2 separate regions of the Homo sapiens genome follow, and region 1 is linked to region 2. A link is a contact called in ENCODE Hi-C or POLR2A ChIA-PET data. All regions are on one chromosome and are shown on one strand. Each heading gives the region's core, a stretch centred on a gene start or an enhancer-like site at or near the end of the contact. The rest is flanking DNA. Distances are from core to core; before and after follow the strand shown. Region 1 overlaps EEIG2 (EEIG family member 2). Region 2 holds the start of STXBP3 (syntaxin binding protein 3).

Region 1 (3,687 bases), core at 752-3,251, 160 kb before region 2:
TTTTCAGGACTAGATTTTACATATCTAAATTCTGTTACGAATTCTTAATTTTTTTGTGGCAATTTATAGTCAGCAAATGCTATCATGTGTCATTTTAGCCAGTGAGTTTTATGTTTGTTATTACTACCAATAATAATCATCATGGTTTGGATAGAAGACTTAACAGAATTTTTTCTTTCTTAAGCAAATCCAAGAGAGAATTTTGAGCATTGCCCTCCAGCTCTGTAGCAGGGTTTAGGCAGCAAAGATCTTCAGGGTAGAAATGTCCTGCTTTGGGGTAGGACAGAAACAGACTTGATAAGCGCATGAACAGATACATTGCAGAGAATATGGTAGCTGAGTGGGGGAGCAGAGTAGAGCATATTTGGGGGATGCAGTGAAGGACAAGACTGGAAAGGTCCTCTGGGAACCAGAATTTGGCAGGCCTTGGGTGCAGTCACATGAAGATGATTTTATTCTTTAGGTAATATGATTTGAACCCCCCACACACACTTTCTCCTGATCAGCATACAAAATGTGGAAAATATATAAAATTAGAAGAAAATGTTACCTATCAGAGGTAATCACTGCTAATATCTTAAAATATAGCTTTCCAGTGTCTTCCATTTTGTGTTTTACACAGTTGAAACCAAATTACATACATAATTTTTTATGCTGCCTTTTGTTTTTTGTTTTTTTTTGAAACAGGGTCTCACTCTGTCATCCAGGCTGGAGTGCAGTAGCACAGTCATAGCTCACTGCACCCTTGACCTCCCTGGGCTTAGGTGATCCTCCTGAGTAGCTAGGACTACAGGTGCACACCACCACACCTGCTAATATTGTATTTTTTTTGTAGAGATGGAGTTTCACCACATTGTCCAGGCTGGTCTTGAACTCCTGAGCTCAAGCAATCCACCTACCTTGATCTCCCAAAGTGCTGGGATAGGAATGAGCCATTGTGTCCAACCCTCCTGCTTTTTTTTTTTTTAACTGAACATTGTAATATAAGCATGTACCATGTTACTAAAAACTTTAGTATATTTATTTCAATAATACTATGCATATTCTTTAATGGATGGAGTGTAAATTAAGTAACAGTTCTTCTGTTTTGGTTATTACTGTTGTTTCCTACGTATTCCCTTTATTGCTAATTCTGTGCTGTTAAACATTTGAGTGTAAGAAGCAAGTGAGGTATATGACAGTATGTGGTAAGTGGCTGAAAGTTTAAGTCTGAAAACAGACATAAACTGTTAGGATTGCAGAATAGTTAGGATCGCAAACCTAGATTTTAAGATAATCCACCGGGACAAGATAATAAAGCCAACGATAGTATGCAGGACAAAACACAAGGGCCAGAGGACAGAACCTTGGTAGAAAAAGACCTAATTAGGGCCAATGAGACCAAACATTGGGGAGGTATGTGGTATCACAGAAGCTAACTATGGAAAGTACGTTAGAGGACAGGGTGTTCAGCTCTGCCATAGCGTAGAGAGATGGGGTAATATGAGAGATGCTCTGTTTATTTGGCAATCAGCAAGTCTTCAGGGAATTCTGAGAGAAAAGTTTCAATGGAGTTGTAGGAACAGAAACCAGGTTTCAAGGGATTAGAGAGCAAGCAGGTGGTGAAGGAGCAGAAGTGTGGAGTGTAACTTCTTTTGGAAGCCCTGTTAATGAAGAAAAGGAGAAAAATGCAATTGGGTAAAAGAGACAAGAATAAACAGCAATATTTTATTTATTTTTAGGAGAAGGACTTGAACATGATTATACATTGAGGCAAAGGATTAGTGTAAATGAAAATAGGGATACAAATATTAAAAACAAACTCATGATTGAGAGTCTGTATGCTTTCTTAAAAAATATTTTTTTTTCTGTCCTAAAACCTGATTACTAGTTTAAGAAGAAATTCCCAGACTTTTCCTAATCAAATGCTATTTCCAAGCATTGTGGCTTAAAAACTGGCTTACACCCAAGACTTATTTTATCTTACTGAAATGAGGAACTACCCATAGTATCGATTTTGGACTTTGCATGTTTGCTTTGTTTTATTTAAGTGAGTCATCGCTAGCATAGCATAAGAATAAACGCATTTAGTGACATTTTATTTCTAGTTAACATTTTCTGTATTTCCTTGTTCGCAGATTACAACCACCTTTCAATGGCAGTTTCTGAGAATTCTCTAGTGCTGGTGTCTAAACATGGTTATTAACATTTTATCTGCTATTTTTACCTTTTTGAGGCCAGTTCAGGTTACCATAAGGTTTTGTATTGTTAAAGTATCACGTCTGTGTACCATCCCAGGCATCTTTATGGTTAACAAATGACTTACAGGAAGTGTACCTGAATATCTTATGTGGACAGTTCTGTGGACATCACTATTTCCTTTATGTATGAGGCAGAAATACATAGAAATAGCTTTAGAAATAGCCTCAGGAAGTAGTTAGAAAAGATTATTCATAGTCCTTCCAAAAAAAGGTAATTGGTTGCAAGATTTTGCTTTAAACTAAATTAATAACCTCTTATAAGCAATCATAAATTACCTTTATAATTTCTGTTAATAGAAAAGTAAACAAAATCATCAAACTAGGAATACAGATAATATGCATTTGTAATTATACACAATTGAAAACTGTAACTTCCGTCATTATGCTAATCAAGTGTAAGCCTTCCTGAAGCAACTAGGAACTCAGTAATAACTGCAATATTAGCTCTTACTGTTTGCTCATTCAAGAAACTGAAAATTATTACCAACTGGTAGTAAGTCAAAATGAATTCAAGAGCTATTTTTGCTAAGATAACTTATATAAACCCTAGCTGCCACATGACTCTCTGCTGGTACTGTATTGCCTTCAAAGGAACATCAGTCCGGCATTCAAAATAATTAAGAAGCTATTTTAACTGTTTGTTAGAGTTTCTCTAACCTACCCTGCTCCCTCTGGGGTTTCCTTCTATGTGAGGAGTGGTGTCAGATGGGTCAAGTAACACAATATAAGGCATAAACATGAAATCTGTTTACACTGACTGTAATCAATATCAGCAGGAGATACCACAGCAGGTCTGTGCCACTCAAGGAAGGTCCCAGCATGTATGCTCACTACAGTCCTTTTATATACAGCCATCTATAATCTCATCCTTTTACCAATGCATATGATCCCTTCCATCTCCTCCCCAGACCTTCCTTCAAAGTAGAGCTATATTAATAGTAGGCTGTGCTGCTGTGCCTTTGATTATAAGTTACTTCATCCGCATAAGTGCTGAATTATTGTAATATCATTAGTGTAAGGATAAGCAAGACAACCAGAGCAGAGCCTTCATAGTACAGTTTGTAATAACTCTTTGTGCTGTTTTGTCATACCCTGGCCATGTCGTTGGCTCATTTCTCTCTTGATCTCAAGAATGTAAACACCCTACCATCTTCTTACCTGTATTTCCAAGTATGTCTTGGTGACCCGAACATATTCTTTTGAACTTACTGTTTAATATTCCTGTTCCAGAAAACTGATACATTTTCCTCCTCTGATATTATAGAGTTCCTTTTTGATAATTATACTTGTGAAAATACCAACGGAGGAATACTTTCATAATATGTAGCAGTATTTTTCACAGTACTGGAGGATGGCAAAATTAATAATAATACATAGCAAAAATTTCATTAAACTCCTATTTCCCTTACTCTCAGTAGCTTTCATTTGCAAGGCAGCTACTCCAGAC
Region 2 (3,994 bases), core at 1,293-3,792:
CTCAAGTGCGTGTACATTCAACCCTCGGTTATTTTGGCCATTTACCTGCTCTGAATTATACAAAGCAGCTTTTCATCCCTGGCCAGTGTTAGCAGATTTTACCTTCTACTTTGCTGTGTCACATTTAGGGAATCCAAGTTCATTTTTCAATTTGTTTAGGCAAGCAAACTAGAGGAGACGTAGAGAAACTGCTTAGGGAGCTTATGCAAATCTAGGGGAGCCTGGGAGGATAGGCAATTTGGTACACTAGAAAGAGCAATGGCCTTGGAGCCAGATGGATCCAGATCCTAGCTCATTTTGAGATTTTTCATGATTTATTTAACCTCCCTGAGACTCAGTTTTCTCATATGTAAAATGGCAATGGTCATCTTGCTGGGCTGTTGCGAGGTTTGAGATAATATATTCATATTCAGCACACAGGTGCAATGAAACTGAGGTGTTTGAGGTCACACTGCTAGTAAGAGGCAGAGCCAGATTTTGTAGGATGTAAACCTATGCCTACGTGCAGTTAAAGACCATGCTTGCTCCACTATTCCGCAGTGCCACCAAGGACTCTGGCCTTCAGGAGCATGAGCCAGAACTGCACCCCATGTGACCAGAGTCAAACTTCCAACCCAGAGGGACCTGTATTATTCCCTGGCACCTGGTCATTCTCCTGAAGGGTAAGAGATGGAGGCACCTCACCCATCTCACTCTTCCCTCTTGGTTTGGCTCTTCAGAGCAAGGGGCTTCACCTCAGAAGGGTGAATTTTCCCTGGCACATATTTTTCTTATGGATTGGGGCTTCACCCTGCTAAACTAAGCAGAACCTAACTTAAAATGAAAAGGGAGAGGGAAATCATATGTGCACTTGTTTAAAACATTGAGCAACTGAATCAATTTAGAGTAGGTTTAAAGGAGGTCAGGGCTCCAGCTTCTATTCTCATATAAGCCTTGAACAGAAAAACCACTCAGCCATAGGTTGTGCCAGAACCCATTTTATGGCCTTTTTTATTGTTAGATACAGGGTCTCATTCTGTTCCCCAAACTGGAGTACAGTTGCATGATCATAGCTCACTGCAGCCTGGAACTCCCAGGCTCAAGCAGTCGTCCTACGTCAGCCTCGCAAGTAGCTACGACTCCTCAGCTTGCAGGTAGCATGCGCCATCATGCCCAGCTAACTTTTTTATTAATTTTTTTTTTTTTTTTGGTGGAGACAGCAGTCTTGCTATGTTGCCCAGGCTGGTCTTAAACTCCTGGCCTCTATCAGTCCTCCTGCCTAGGCCTCCCAAAGTGCTGGGATTACAGGTGTGAGCCACCATGCCCAGCCTGTTCTTAATTCTTCATTTGCCTTTCCTCTCCTAAAAATTGCAGGTTACCCCACAGACTACTCTATTGCTTTCCATGTAGCCCAAGCCTGATCTTTGTTCCCACTCCACCACTAAGTGCATCCTTGGCAAGTTACTTGACTTCATTAAGCCTCAGTTTCCTTGTTGTAAGTGTTGCTTTGAGGATCAGTGAGGTAATCTACTTAGCATGGTGCCTGGCATATGGTAAGTAAGCACTCAGTAAATATTAGACATTATTATTAGTAGTAGTATCTAACCACTTCTACTTCCCTGTGTGACCAATTTGAATCTTTACAGCCACTGGTTCTTTGCAAATCCTTCTAGGAAAGCCTACTTTCTGCCAATGTCACATGGTTATCTCACAGTTAGGGCTCTTAGCAACTAAACTGATCTCACTTACGTTTGATTACTTTGATTTAAAGTCCCAAAGGAACCATCTCAGTAAACAGATCTCTACCTAAACTTTCTGAGCTCAGATCTCCTCCTCTGTGAATCAACTTTCAACAATAATTGTAGATTCTGAAGCATTAACAGGCCCTCCCTACATTTGTTGCATAAATTTGTTAATAAATGATTATTCTTTTGTTGGTTCATTTATGTATATCTTATCATTAAGGCATTCAATTTTTAAACTAAGTTTTAACTACCTGCAGCATTCCAGGAATTGTGCTCTTTAATTAGATTGTAAATTATTCAGGGGAAAGAGTTGATCTCTCATTTCTTTGAGTTTCCTAAAAGTCCAGCACAGTTCTTGGCACACTGGAGGGAACCTCACAGTTCTACGCAATTACTGTGTCCTTGAAAAAATGAATGAAATAATCATTTGGGGACAGTACATTTTCCATTGGGTAGTTGGGCTGGCTACTGAGTGAAGTCTATTATGAATCGCCTTGCGAAGTGAAGGGTTCTTCTGTAATGGGGAGGATCCTCCAGTCTTCGTGTATGTGTGAACTCGGAATTTCATAGACGGCCTTGGCTCACGATCGGTTTGGCACTTCGCGTTCCTAGGCCACAGGACGTCGAACCTCGGGCGACAGCAGCCTCCCGCTAGGGGGCTCCCGACTTCCCACGGAGGTTCCACCTGTACTGCGCAGCCTCCGTCCGGGAGTGGGCGGAAATTCCCTTGCTGACGCGCGTGACGTCACCGGAGGGCGCGGTCTGCTAGAGGGGGTGGGGCATTCCCCTGCAGCAAGGGGCGGGGCCACCCCAACGCCGCTTCTGCGGCCAAAGTAGGTTGGGAGTGGAAGGTGGTGGCTGCTGCTCCGCAGTGTCGGGAAGATGGCGCCGCCGGTGGCAGAGAGGGGGCTAAAGAGCGTCGTGTGGCAGAGTGAGTGCGGTGGGGTAGGGGTTGAGAGAGGGAAGGCCGGGAGGCTGCCGTGCCGGGCCTCGTTTTGCAGCCCCAACCCAGCGGTCTGTTGAGGAGCCGCCGCGAGCACTTGTTGCTTTGGGACCTGTGTGAGGACTTCTTCCTGCTTTCCTGCCCTGCCTTATTCCTTGCCAGCACCAGGGATGGGCGGGGTGCGACGGGACGCGGCCTTCTCGTTGGCGTCGGGCACCCCCTCGCCTCGGCCGCGCTCTGGCCGCGAAGCTCCGCCCCGGGTGAGCCGCCCGGCCCGGCTTTCCCTCCCGCGGAGCCCGTGCGTGCCCTCGGCCGCGCTCCCCACTCTTCTCCGCTCCCGTCCGCGCTCCACCAGTTGGGGATGTCTCTCCATCCGAGACAATTCGGGCGCTGTTTATTCCGCCCCCATCTCCACCCCACACTGGAGTTTGCAAGGACTGTTTATTCTGCTTATTCGTGTTAGTATCAACCCGTGCTTTTCAAAAAACCTCACTGTTTAACAGACTCATCTTCCCCTATTCCGAGAGGAGCCTACTTTCTGAAAAGTTCTTGAGAAGAGACCATTGGAATGACCGGTGTCCAGCCGTGACATCTTCCTGCATAGCCTGGGCAAGAGCCGCTCCTTCCGTTTTCCCTACTCTCGGGGGCCCCTCCCTGCTGTTAGGACCGGACTCCTTATTGGTTACTGATGTTCTGCGGTATCATCCACAACTTTCATAAACATCGCTCCAAACCTAGGTCTGGCAGGTTAGAGAAAGAATGAAACCACCCAACAGGAATAACCATCATTGTTTGGTATCTCTGAGTTCAAGATAATTATGGCCTAGTAGTGGAAAGGGAGTAGCATCTAATTAGTATTTCTTAGTCCAACTTGTTGAACAAAAAACAAATGATTTAGTCAGCAGAATTCTGGGAGTTAGAGTTCCTTGTCTAAAATTAAAAATCCAAATCAGTAACTGGGATAGTGCTTAACATATAGCAGGCACTAAGCAAATGTATAAATAGGTGAAAAATATGAAATTATCTTTTAAAAGATTAGATAATTTTAAGGTTGGCATTTGCTTTTTCAAGATTTACATGGCTGACTTAAGATTTGAGATGTTTTAAAACAATGGTATTTAAATACATTTATGTGAAAATGGGTAACAAATTGTGTTGTATAATTTCCAAGATATATATGTGATTAACATCCGCATGTATGTATTTAAGCCAGTTCTTTACATATTGAATCATAAGCTTTTCCCTTTTTCACATTTTCCTTCTGATCCTCATACAGATAAAGACATTGTTTTTATTATCTGTCATTCTGTGACTTCCTTTTTTTTAA

The links. A loop is a pair of places that touch in the nucleus more often than their neighbours do. ChIA-PET counts read pairs that join two places held with the same protein, here RNA polymerase II (POLR2A). Pooled maps may share reads with other maps.
Region 1: a loop to region 2 is called in a pooled map, with 2.4 times the contacts of the local background. The contact joins the enhancer-like site here to the promoter of STXBP3 in region 2. A Hi-C loop is called at or near these places in 2 of 168 maps with a recorded cell type or tissue (ascending aorta and endothelial cell of umbilical vein) and 14 of 50 pooled maps. POLR2A ChIA-PET finds 5 or more read pairs at or near these places in 1 of 52 experiments (B cell).

The regions. Positions count from the first base shown.
Region 1 is chr1:108,582,495-108,586,181 of GRCh38, forward strand. All of the region lies in intron 1 of EEIG2 (EEIG family member 2), which reads left to right. Among named protein-coding and RNA genes, the nearest start is that of EEIG2, 24 kb to the left of the region's middle. Within about 2 kb of position 2,002, at least 4 of the 41 ENCODE cell types and tissues checked have a DNase peak (open chromatin) inside an H3K27ac peak, as active enhancers do; they include endothelial cell of umbilical vein, where a contact is called at or near this core.
Region 2 is chr1:108,744,132-108,748,125 of GRCh38, forward strand. It overlaps STXBP3 (syntaxin binding protein 3), which reads left to right and starts at 2,543. Exons shown (of 19, transcript NM_007269.4): 1 at 2,543-2,655. The coding sequence starts at 2,607. RefSeq lists enhancers at 2,222-2,792, 2,315-2,724 and a silencer at 2,925-3,044.